Regions from separate parts of the Homo sapiens genome. Here region 2 is linked to region 1. The links are chromatin contacts, found by Hi-C or POLR2A ChIA-PET in ENCODE. All regions are on one chromosome and are shown on one strand. Each heading gives the region's core, a stretch centred on a gene start or an enhancer-like site at or near the end of the contact. The rest is flanking DNA. Distances are from core to core; before and after follow the strand shown.

What was found. Hi-C counts contacts between places; a loop is a spot of excess contacts on that map. ChIA-PET counts read pairs that join two places held with the same protein, here RNA polymerase II (POLR2A). Pooled maps may share reads with other maps.
Region 2: a loop to region 1 is called in a pooled map, with 16 times the contacts of the local background. The contact joins the enhancer-like site here to the promoter of CDT1 in region 1. A Hi-C loop is called at or near these places in 1 of 168 maps with a recorded cell type or tissue (K562) and 6 of 50 pooled maps. POLR2A ChIA-PET finds 5 or more read pairs at or near these places in 3 of 52 experiments (K562, WTC11 and activated CD4-positive, alpha-beta T cell).

The regions. Positions count from the first base shown.
Region 1 is chr16:88,800,329-88,806,313 of GRCh38, forward strand. CDT1 (chromatin licensing and DNA replication factor 1) reads left to right here and starts at 3,461. Exons shown (of 10, transcript NM_030928.4): 1 at 3,461-3,731; 2 at 4,217-4,339; 3 at 4,434-4,570; 4 at 5,112-5,309; 5 at 5,396-5,541; 6 at 5,693-5,793. The coding sequence starts at 3,504. RefSeq lists enhancers at 2,715-3,290, 4,009-4,892, 4,893-5,775 and silencers at 3,223-3,462, 3,543-3,652.
Region 2 is chr16:88,531,092-88,537,076 of GRCh38, forward strand. It overlaps ZFPM1 (zinc finger protein, FOG family member 1), which reads left to right. Exons shown (of 10, transcript NM_153813.3): 7 at 911-1,144; 8 at 1,523-1,618; 9 at 1,698-1,844; 10 at 2,057-5,940. The coding sequence ends at 3,888. Among named protein-coding and RNA genes, the nearest start is that of ZFPM1-AS1, 3.0 kb to the left of the region's middle. RefSeq lists enhancers at 2,333-2,893, 2,894-3,455 and a silencer at 3,097-3,556. Within about 2 kb of position 3,805, at least 12 of the 41 ENCODE cell types and tissues checked have a DNase peak (open chromatin) inside an H3K27ac peak, as active enhancers do.

The DNA of each region.
Region 1 (5,985 bases), core at 2,211-4,710:
TGTAATTCATGCTCCCATTACAGCTCTAACATTTTACATTTTCCCTCTTTCATACGTAGCCGACTTCTATTTGGTTTGTGTTCCACTATGACTCCCAGATCACTTTCTGCCCCCTTTGAGAAAAGCCAGGATCCCCATCTTGATTAGAACAGAATGGAATATTACAGCTGAAGAGACTCCCAAGCAAGGGTCGCCACGCAGAGCTGTGCCAGCTAAGGCCTGCACAAGGGTTCCTGGCCAAGGGAGCAGCGGGGGCTGAGATCCCCGTGGCTCCACTTGTCAAGCCGTTTTTCACAAAGGTGCCTTATGAGCTAACTGCCCTGCTGGAGGTTGTCTGGTCCCAGGGGCCTTCAAACTCTTTTGTCCAAAACCCACAGTGCGAAATACGCCTTTTCAAGACGTTCTATTTTCAAAAAATTCAAACATCCAGAGAAGTTGAATCTCATTTACCCCTCAGACTCTATCTTAATGTTCTACACTGTTCTTTTTGTTGTTGTTGTTGAGATGGAGTCTCGCTGTCACCAGGCTGCAGTGCAGTGGCAGGATCTCAGTTCATTACAACCTCCACCTCCCGGGTTCAAGCGATTCTCCTGCCTCAGCCTCCCGACTAGCTGGGATTACAGATGCCCGCCACCACACCCAGCTAATTTTTGTATTTTTGGTAGAGATGGGGTTTTACCATGTTGGCCAGGCTGGTCTCGAACTCCTGACCTCAGATGATCCACCCGCCTCGGCCTCGCAAAGTGCTGGGATTACAGGTGTGAGTCACTGCGCCCAGCCTGTCCATCTTATTTGATGCATTTTAAAGTGTCAGACATCTGTTATTCCTAAACACTTCTGCATGCATGTCATTGACTAGAGTTCGATATTTGCTGATAATTTGGCTTTTAAATAAATTTACATACCATAAAATACACAAATCTTAAGCTACCCTCAGATTTTGATAAATTCATACACTTATGTGACCCAAACCTGTCATGATCTAGACCATTTCTATCACCCTAGAAAATTGCCTCGTGCTCCTTCCAAGTCAGTTCCTGCCCCAACCTGCAACTAGTTTTGACTGAAGAAATACATTGTTTGTTTAATGTGTGGTGTGGCCAGGTGTGGTGGCTCACGCCTGTAGCCCCAGCTACTTGGGAGGCCGAGGCAGGGAGATCGCTTCAGTCCAGGAGTTCGAGACCAGCCTGGGTAACATGGTGAGATGCCGTCTCTACAAAAAAACAAAAACAAAAAACAAACATTTAGCCACGCGTGGTGGCTCACGCCTGTAGCCCCAGCTACTTGGGAGGCCAAGGCAGGGGGATTCCTTTAGCCCAGGAGTGGAGGCTAAGCTACTTCACTCCAGCCTGGGTGATCAAAAAAAAAAAAAAAAAAAGCACGTGTACCAAAACAAAACTTTTCAACAAAACGTAGCTTTAAAAAATGTGGGTCTCAGTCTTCCATATTTATTTCTTGACCCACTAAAAATTTGCTACCAGCTGCTTGCAAAACACAGGTCTAGGTGCTGATCCCTTATATACAGATGGAAAACAAATGCCTCACCACGCCCTCCCCATCCCCCCACTTATGAACGTCCTCACTTTTGAGGTGTTTTGTTTTGGAGATGGAGTCTCGCTCTGTTGCCCAGGCTGCTGGAGTGTAGTGGCGGGATCCTGAGTAGCAGAGATTACAGGTGCCTGCCATCACGTCCGGCTAATTTTTGTATTTATTGTAGAGACGGGGTTTTGCCATGTTGGCCAGGCTGGTCTTGAACTCCTGACCTCAAGTGATCCGCCCGCCTCGACTTCCCAAAGTGCTGGGATTACAGGCGTGAGCCACCGTGCAGGCCACCTTTGAGGTATTTTGCAAGCACCAGTTGCATCATCAAACCGGTTTCTATTCCTTTAACTTAAAAAAAAATAGGCACAATTCACGCTTTTTACAGAAAACTTGGAAAATGGGAAAACAGAAGCCCTCCTCTGAGCCCTGGCCGCCTCCACCCGCGTCCCCTTCCCTCGCAGGCCTCCAGGCCCCGGCGGCCCGCATTGCTTTGCGGGGGACTTCCGCAGCGCTGCGCCTGGCCCTGCTTATTGGCGTCTCTGGAAGGAGTGGCTGTGGCTCGGGCTCTCCAGATAAACCGCGCTCTAGGCCGTTTCCCAGATAGGAGCGCTATAGGTTTTAAGAACTAAAACTTTAAAATCTCAGCCCTCAGCCATGCTAAAGGCAGTTTCTTTTCTTTCCTTTTTTTTTTTTTTTTTTTTTTTTGAGACGGAGTTTCTCGCTCTTTCGCTCAGGCTGAAGTGCAGTGGCGCCATTTCGCCTCCCGGGTTCAAGCGATTCTGCTGCCTCAGCCCCCCAAGCAGTTGGAATTACAGGCGCCCGCCACCACGCCTGGCTAATTTTTGTATTTTTAGTAGAGAGGGGGTTTTACCATGTTGGTCAGGCTGGTCTCGAACTCCTGACCTCAGGTGATCCGCCCGCCTCGGCCTTTCAAAGTGCTGGGATTACAGGCGTGAACCATCGCGCCCGGCCCCTTTTCTTCGTTTCCATGTAATAGCTTGATTGAGAAATAATTCACATATCAAATCCACCCTTTTAAAAAGCGAGCAACGCGGATCGCGGAGGCCACGCCTGTGATCGCAGCGCTTTGGGAGGGGGCAGTTCCAAGAGAGCGGATCACTGAACCGGGGAGTTCGAGACCACCCGGCAACGTAATCTCCGCCTCGATAGAAATAGTTTTTTTTTTTTTTTTGAGACGGAGTCTCGCTGTCGCCCAGGCTGGAGTGCAGTGGCGCGATCTCGGCTCACTGCAGGCTCCGCCCCACGGGGTTCACGCCATTCTCAGGCCTCAGCCTTTTGAGTAGCTGGGACCACAGGTGCCCACCACCACGCCCGGCTAATTTTTTGTATTTTTAGTAGAGACGGGGTTTCACCGTGTTAGCCAGGATGGTCTCGATCTCCTGACCTCATGATCCGCCCGCCTCGGCCTCCCAAAGTACTGGGATTACAGGCGTGAGCCACCGCGCCCAGCCAGAAATAGTTTTAAAAAAAGAAATAAGGAGCGTGCGGCCCGCGGGGGAAGCGCCTTTACCAGCTCGAGCCTGCAGCCCCCCAGGCCGCGCCGTCCTCGGCTCCCCCGGGCAGCGCCGGGGTTTTGTCAGGCGCGCGCTGCTGTTTGCCTGGATTGCGCTCATTCTGACCCTGAAGCCAGCGGCCCCACTGACACGCCCTGAAAAGTGGGAGCCACACGCGGGATCCGGAGACCGCGCTAAAGTCCCACGCACGACGGCGCCCGCCGGCGAGTCCACGCCCGCACGTCGGCGCATGCGCGCGGCCAAGCCGGTGCCCGCGCCCACCAGCGCGCATGCGCGCCCCGTCCCTTCCCTCCCCCCGTGCTCTGCCCCGATGGTTCGGTCCGCGCCGGGGGCGGGGCCAGGGCGCCCGCGGGAAATTTGGCGGGAACCGCGCCCGCCTCTTCCTCCCTTCCTTCTTTCCTTGCTTTCGCCGCGCACTCCGCCGCCATGGAGCAGCGCCGCGTCACCGACTTCTTCGCGCGCCGCCGCCCCGGGCCCCCCCGCATCGCGCCGCCCAAGCTGGCCTGCCGCACCCCCAGCCCCGCCAGGCCCGCACTCCGCGCCCCGGCCTCCGCTACCAGTGGCAGCCGCAAGCGCGCCCGCCCGCCCGCCGCCCCCGGACGCGACCAGGCCAGGCCACCGGCCCGCAGGAGACTGCGGCTGTCGGTGGACGAGGTGAGGGGCGTGGGGAGACTGAGGCCGGGGAGTTGGGGGCGGGGAGACTGAGGCCCGGGGGGCAGGGCTCGGGGAAACTGAGGCGGAGGGACGGGGGCGGGGAAACAGGCGGGGGGGACGGGGCGCAGGGAACTCTGGGACAGGCCGGGGGATCCTGGGGGCGCCCTGCCACCACTGGGGACTTGGCTGGCTCCTGAGATGAGCAGGAGGCACTGGGGGGCTTGCACCGGGATCCGATGATGGGGCTGGAAGTCCAGCTTCTCTGCGAGGCCAGGGCAGGGGTCCGACCTGGAAACGGCCCCGGAAGACGAGAGCAAGGCTGTGTCCCCGGCCTTAGCACAGACCACCATCTACGGGAAGTCCTAAGCCCCCCAGCCATGCCCGTCCCAGTTAACTCAGAGCGGCTTCTGATCCTTCGGGGTCCTCTGCAGAGCCAGGAGCACCAGGTCTTGTCATGAGTTCACCCTTGGGGTCCCTCCCACCAGGTTTCCAGCCCCAGTACCCCCGAGGCCCCAGACATCCCAGCCTGCCCTTCTCCGGGCCAGAAGATAAAGAAATCCACCCCGGCAGCAGGTCAGCCGCCCCACCTGACATCCGCGCAGGACCAGGTGAGGGGCGGGGCCTGGGGCAGATGCGGGAGGGCTGAGTGGTGCCGGCCTGCCTGCCTGCCTGACGGCACCGTGTCCCCTGATCCCCCTGAAGGACACCATCTCTGAGCTTGCGTCATGCCTGCAACGGGCCCGGGAGCTGGGGGCAAGAGTCCGGGCGCTGAAGGCCAGTGCCCAGGATGCTGGGGAGTCCTGCACCCCAGAGGCCGAGGGCCGCCCTGAGGAGCCATGGTGAGTGCTGGGTGGGCGGCCACGAGGCCCCGGCAAAGGCCGGGTTGGTGGCAGGCGTGGCCCAGCGAGCCTGTCAGAGGCCCAGGTCTGCTCCTTCCAGGGAGGGTGGTGGTGAGGTCACCAGGGCGCGGACCCAGACCCCTGAGAAAAAGGTCCCGGGCACTGCTGGCGCTGTGCCCTCAGTCCCTCCTGCGGGGGGCAGCTCCTGCCTCGGGGACTCTGGCAGGTTTCAAATGCTCCTGATGCATTGGTGTGTTGTCTGCCTCTGCCCCTGAGAGCTGACGAAACTGCGCTGGGGAGAGGGCAGAGCTTCCCTGGGGGAGCTGCGTGGACACAGCAGAGCTGGGGTGTGGAGCCGGGCTTTCCCGTCACCACTGCTACCCCTAACGGTGCCAGTGCTGGTGGGTGTGCAAGGGCCGCGAAAGCCATCGTGTGTGGCATGGCAGGCCCCATCGGAGGGTCTCCCTGGCCGAGGGGCCTGCTGTGGCGTTGGAGGGGTAGGGGCCTACTGCTTCTCATGAGGCTCCTCCCTCCCTGACAGTGGCGAGAAGGCGCCCGCCTACCAGCGCTTCCATGCCCTGGCCCAGCCCGGCCTGCCGGGACTCGTGCTGCCCTACAAGTACCAGGTGCTGGCGGAGATGTTCCGCAGCATGGACACCATCGTGGGCATGCTCCACAACCGCTCCGAGACGCCCACCTTTGCCAAGGTCCAGCGGGGCGTCCAGGACATGATGCGTAGGTGAGTGGCCGGGGGTGGGCTGTGGCTGTCCTGGAGTTGGGGGTGGGCCCGGGCCTGCCTCCTGAGCCGCCCCCATCCTCCCATAGGCGTTTTGAGGAGTGCAATGTTGGCCAGATCAAAACCGTGTACCCGGCCTCCTACCGCTTCCGCCAGGAGCGCAGTGTCCCCACCTTCAAGGATGGCACCAGGAGGTCAGATTACCAGCTCACCATCGAGCCACTGCTGGAGCAGGGTGAGTGCTGGGTGCGGGACCTCGGTTTCCCCATCTGTGAGCCGCACAGTTTCCAGGGTGGGTGTGAGGTGCTGGGCATCTGGCCCAGGACTGGTCACGGGTGGGTGGCTGGGTGGCCTGGTGGGGACTTAGGCCTGGACTCGTCCCACAGAGGCTGACGGAGCAGCCCCCCAGCTCACGGCCTCGCGCCTCCTGCAGCGACGGCAGATCTTCAGCCAGAAGCTGGTGGAGCATGTCAAGGAGCACCACAAGGTGAGCGGCCCCCGGCCCCGCTGTGTGAAGATGGTGGCACCAGCACTGCCTCAGCACCTAACCCTGTGCTTGGAGCATCCCTGCCACTCACAGCTTCTCCCGGGATGGAACTGGGCTGGGTTCACCCTGAGCTGAGGGCTGGTGTGCTCAGGGTGCAGCCGCAGGCACTGAGGAGGTCCCCAAGGCGTTCAG
Region 2 (5,985 bases), core at 2,555-5,054, 270 kb before region 1:
GATATCACATCAGTCTCTAAGTGGAACGGGCTTGAAAGCCAGATAAGGAATCCCAGGGCCCCTGGGTTCCACACGGAGGCCAAGGCCAAGCTGAACAGGTCCTTCCCTTCCCTGTCTTCAGCCAAGGGGCCATGGGCAGATGGGGCAGGGCTCTGGGGCAGAGAACATTCCTTAAACTGCTATAAAGACAAACCGAGAACACGCTAGAGAAGTCCTCCCCTGCTGGCAAAACCACCGTAAGCAGAGTGCAAGCCCCCAAAACTCTCAACAGTTATAAGCAGCCCATTTGGGGTCAGTGTGGTAAATTCGACAAATCTGACCAGCCAGGTGGTCACTGACATGGAGCCGCCCAGGTGTGTGGGCGCATGGGGGCTTCCTAACTTGTGCACTCCTGGTCTCATGCCCACATCCCTAGAACTGCAGTCAGCAGCCATCGTGTGCCTGAGTGCCCAGGGACTGTGTGCGTGGGTTTTCTTTGCAGCCTGGCACTCCCACGCACCTGCACGCACATCTGTACACACACGTTTCCTCTTCCACGGCCTCCCGGGTCCACACGGTCACCCCAGTATGTCATGGATGCTAGCCTCACCTGGCGGTGTCCACTTCTTCCTTCTGCCCCCATGAGGCCAAAGCATCTCCTTATGGGGCTCACCATTGGAAGGGGACCCATAGGGGTTCACTCAGACCCCACTCCCCACGGGTCCCAGGGCTCCTGGGATCTACGGAAGGGAGTGGGGCTGTCACAGGACCATCCAGGAGGCTTACAGTTACAGGAAGGGGTCAAAGCCTCAGCTCCTGGGGTGGGGAGGACGGTGGGGTCCGTCACGGCCAGGCCCTGCCTCCGCCCACAGCCTTGCCCTGGCTGGCAGGCTGGCCTTCAGCCTGACCCCGCCTGCTTCCCACCCCACAGAAGACGTCTTCCCCTGCAAGGACTGTGGCATCTGGTACCGCAGCGAGCGCAACCTGCAGGCGCACCTGCTCTACTACTGCGCCAGCCGCCAGGGCACCGGCTCCCCGGCCGCAGCCGCCACAGACGAGAAGCCCAAAGAGACCTACCCCAACGAGCGCGTCTGCCCCTTCCCCCAGTGCCGCAAGAGCTGCCCCAGCGCCAGCTCCCTGGAGATCCACATGCGCAGCCACAGCGGTGAGCCCCCACCCCGGACGCGGGTCCTCAGGATGCCGGCTGCTTCCCCACCCAGTCCCGCAGGCCGCCCGGGAAAACCCACATGCAAGCACACACGGTGCCACCATTCACCTGCGCGGTCTCCGGCACACCCAGGGCCCCCGCAGGGGCCCAGAGCAGGCAGGCCGGACTGTGGGCTATCTGGGTAGTCAGCTGAGGGCTGGGCCCACTGCTGTCCCGAGAGACAAAAGGCGGAGGAGGAGGAGGAGGGGTTTAAAGACCCTTCAGCACAGGGTCCCCCGGCACAGATCACGGCCCTGGGCCCAGTCGCCTTCCTCATCCCTGGAGTCCCAAGGTTAAGCTGGCCCGGGCACCGCTCTTACGCGCCCTGTGTTCCAGGAGAGCGGCCCTTCGTGTGCCTGATCTGCCTGTCGGCCTTCACCACCAAGGCCAACTGCGAGCGGCACCTCAAGGTGCACACGGACACGCTGAGCGGTAGGCACCGCAGGGGCCGGGGGGTGTGTGGGTCCCGCCTCCCCGCCCTGGGCCTTGACCACCTCGCCATGGCCCACAGGTGTCTGCCACAGCTGTGGCTTCATCTCCACCACAAGGGACATCCTCTACAGCCACTTGGTCACCAACCACATGGTCTGCCAGCCTGGCTCCAAGGGTGAGATCTACTCGCCAGGGGCCGGACACCCAGCAACCAAGCTGCCCCCAGGTGAGCAGCCCTGTGGGGGCCACCCCTGCCCCTTAGGCCCCCTGAGCAGTGGGAAGGGAGTGGGCTTGTCGCCCAAGACAGGTGGGGGTCCGTTTCAGCCTTCGCTCTAAACCACTCCCGCCCACCCCTCCCCTTCCGGAGCTCGCCCTCCAGCTCTGACCGGCCAGGTCCTGCCCCAGGCCTGAGGTGCCACCCCTGCGATCTCTCTGCAGACAGTCTGGGCAGCTTCCAGCAGCAGCACACGGCCCTGCAAGGCCCCCTGGCCTCCGCGGACCTGGGCCTGGCGCCCACCCCATCGCCAGGACTGGACAGAAAGGCCCTGGCCGAGGCCACCAACGGAGAGGCCAGAGCGGAGCCTCTGGCCCAGAATGGAGGCAGCAGCGAGCCCCCGGCGGCCCCCAGGAGCATCAAGGTGGAGGCGGTGGAGGAGCCGGAGGCGGCCCCCATCCTGGGCCCCGGAGAGCCTGGGCCCCAGGCCCCGTCGCGGACGCCGTCGCCGCGCAGCCCCGCCCCGGCCAGGGTCAAGGCCGAGCTGTCCAGCCCCACGCCGGGCTCCAGCCCGGTGCCCGGCGAGCTGGGCCTGGCCGGGGCCCTGTTCCTTCCGCAGTACGTGTTCGGGCCCGACGCGGCGCCCCCCGCCTCGGAGATCCTGGCCAAGATGTCCGAGCTGGTGCACAGCCGGCTGCAGCAGGGCGCGGGCGCGGGCGCCGGCGGCGCGCAGACCGGGCTCTTCCCCGGGGCCCCCAAGGGCGCTACGTGCTTCGAGTGCGAGATCACCTTCAGCAACGTCAACAACTACTACGTGCACAAGCGCCTCTACTGTTCAGGCCGCCGTGCGCCCGAGGACGCGCCTGCCGCGCGCAGGCCCAAGGCGCCCCCCGGCCCGGCCCGCGCGCCCCCCGGCCAGCCCGCCGAACCCGACGCGCCGCGCTCGTCCCCGGGCCCCGGAGCGCGCGAGGAGGGGGCTGGGGGCGCGGCCACGCCCGAGGACGGCGCGGGCGGCCGGGGCAGCGAGGGCAGCCAGAGCCCGGGTAGCTCCGTGGACGACGCGGAGGACGACCCCAGCCGCACGCTGTGCGAGGCCTGCAACATCCGCTTCAGCCGCCACGAGACCTACACCGTGCACAAGCGGTACTACTGCGCCTCGCGCCACGACCCGCCGCCGCGCCGACCGGCCGCGCCCCCGGGACCCCCTGGGCCGGCCGCGCCCCCGGCCCCCTCTCCCGCCGCGCCTGTGCGCACGCGCAGACGCCGCAAGCTCTACGAGCTGCACGCGGCCGGCGCCCCGCCCCCCCCGCCGCCCGGCCACGCCCCCGCGCCCGAGTCGCCGCGGCCCGGAAGCGGAAGCGGAAGCGGCCCCGGCCTCGCCCCTGCGCGCTCGCCCGGCCCCGCGGCCGACGGCCCCATCGACCTGAGCAAGAAGCCGCGGCGCCCGCTCCCCGGAGCCCCGGCACCGGCGCTGGCCGACTACCACGAGTGCACGGCCTGCCGCGTGAGCTTCCACAGCCTCGAGGCCTACCTGGCGCACAAGAAGTACTCGTGCCCCGCTGCGCCACCGCCCGGCGCGCTCGGCCTGCCCGCCGCCGCCTGCCCCTACTGCCCCCCGAACGGCCCGGTGCGCGGGGACCTGCTGGAGCATTTCCGCCTGGCGCACGGCCTGCTGCTCGGCGCGCCCCTGGCCGGCCCGGGGGTCGAGGCCCGGACGCCGGCCGACCGCGGCCCCTCGCCCGCTCCCGCCCCCGCCGCCTCCCCGCAGCCCGGGTCCCGTGGCCCCCGGGACGGCCTCGGCCCGGAGCCCCAGGAGCCGCCGCCCGGCCCGCCCCCGTCCCCGGCCGCCGCGCCCGAGGCCGTGCCGCCCCCGCCGGCGCCCCCCTCCTACTCGGACAAGGGCGTCCAGACTCCCAGCAAGGGCACGCCGGCGCCGCTGCCCAACGGCAACCACCGGTACTGCCGTCTTTGCAACATCAAGTTCAGCAGCCTGTCCACCTTCATCGCCCACAAGAAGTATTACTGCTCCTCGCACGCCGCCGAGCACGTGAAGTGAGCGCCCACACTACAGCCGCAGACGCTTTGCACGCCCCGCTGCGATGCGGGGAGGGGGCCGCCCCCAGGCCGCACGGACTGCCGCTCCTGGGAACCCCGCCACGCACAGGCCTCGGCGGAGGGGGCCGCAGGGGGCAGCGCCCGCCTGGACCCTTGGCACTTAATAAAGAAGTTCAGTTTGATGAGCATGGTGGTGGGCCAGCCTAGTTCTCTGAGCCAGCAGGCACACGCAGCCAGTGTCACATCCAGCCCTGCTGTGTACACAGGCCACTGCGGCCCGGAGTGGCTGGGCCCCTGCCGGAGTTACACCACTGGGTGCTAAGAGCTAGACCGAGCGTCAGGTCGGAGGCCACAGCACACACTGAACCACTGCAGGGCCAGCCGCTCTGGGCCTACCCCACCCCAGCCCTGTCCATACCCCCCTAGGGAGAGCAGCCTCCACACTGCTGACCCTCTCCACGGTCTACTTGGCCGCCAGACACGGAAGAGAGGGGCACTGACCTGGCTGGCCATCCCCCAACCCTGCATGGTCCTGGGGGTCCGATGTCCCCCATCCAGTCACAGACCACCAGGGATGGCAGGGGTGGGGGCGCCCTGGGGAGGATGAAGCCCTGTGGTGGCCAAGGCTGGGGGAAGAACAGGCGAGTAGGTGGACAGGAGAGGGAGACCGAGGCCGAAGCATTCCCTGGCCTCGAGGGGGTCCTGATGCTCACTGGTGGGTGCATCTCTCCCTCAGAGCCAGGGCTGAGGACAACCGTGTGGTGGAGTCACCTGTGGTGGCTGAGTCGGTGCAAGGGTCAGGGCACCCCCACCCCCCGTCTTCCCTGCCCTGCTGGGCTGTATGGGCCGGCCACACTGAGGGAGTACTTGGCTGACCGCGTTCAGCCACGGTGTCACCGTGCCGTTTGCAGCTGGGTGGCTGTGGGCAGCCTCCAGCGTGCTTTCTCACTGGAGAACAAAAACACTCTTCTATTCCCAACGTCACTTTATTTTTTTATTTTTGGGTCTCACTCTCTTGCCCAGGCTGGAGTCCCTGGGATACTCACGGCTCATTGCAGCCTTGACCTCGTGAGCTCAAGTGATCTTCCCACCTCAGTTTCCTCAGTAGCTGGGGCTACAGGTGTACACCACCATGCCCAGCTAGTTTTTGTGTTTTTTGTAGAAATGGTGTCTCCCTATGTTGCCCAGGCTGGGCAACCCTATATTTTTTAGAGCTAAGGTCTTGTTCGGTTCCCCAGGCTGAAGTTCAGTGGCACGATCATAAGTCACTGCAGCCTCAAACTCCTGAGCTGAAACCATCTTCCTGCCTCAGCCTCCCAAGTAGCTGGGACTACAGGCTTGACCCACCACACCTGGCTAACTTTTAAAACATTTTTATAGAGACAGGGTCTTCCTGTGTTGCCCAAGATGGTCTCAAACTCCTGACCTCCAGTGCTCCTGCAGCCTCAGCCTCCCAGAACATTAGGATGACAGGCGCGAGCTACCATTCCCAGCCCATTTCCAACTCTACTTGAACTAGCTGCATTTTTTTCAGCTTTGCCCAGCAGCCCTGGTGAGTGCAGGCAAAGAAGGCAGCGGCCTCTTGCCTCAGAAGCCCGAGGCACTTCCCAGCCAGTCCAGGGCTCGCTCTCCTGCCCGCAGCTCGTGGGCCTGGGTCTGCAGCGCTTTCAGTGGTCTCTGATGTCTTTGTCCACCTGCCCACTAGGGTCTGGCCAGATGGGGCCCGTAGCCAAGGCCAATGGACAGACATGGCTTCCACCCCCTCCCAGGGACCTGAGCTCCAGGGAAGGCAAGCAGCCTTTTCCTCACAGACACCCCTTCTGTTGAAGACCAGGTGATAGCGGGGACGGGAGGCACGGACCCCTCAAGTCTGCTCATCATTTGCATTGTTGTGCATGAATTTGCGTGGAGGGTTCAGGAGGCTCTGCCCCCAAGTCCTCCCCAGGTGCGGGCGCAGGGTACAAGATGTTCTAAAAAATAGAAACCTGGTGGGGGGTTGTCACTGTGTGTACATTTAAAAGTAAACTGTTTAAAGGTGTCTAGAAACTACGAATACAGTCTCTGGTGAGTGACAGGTGCTCAAAGGGGGTAAAAAACA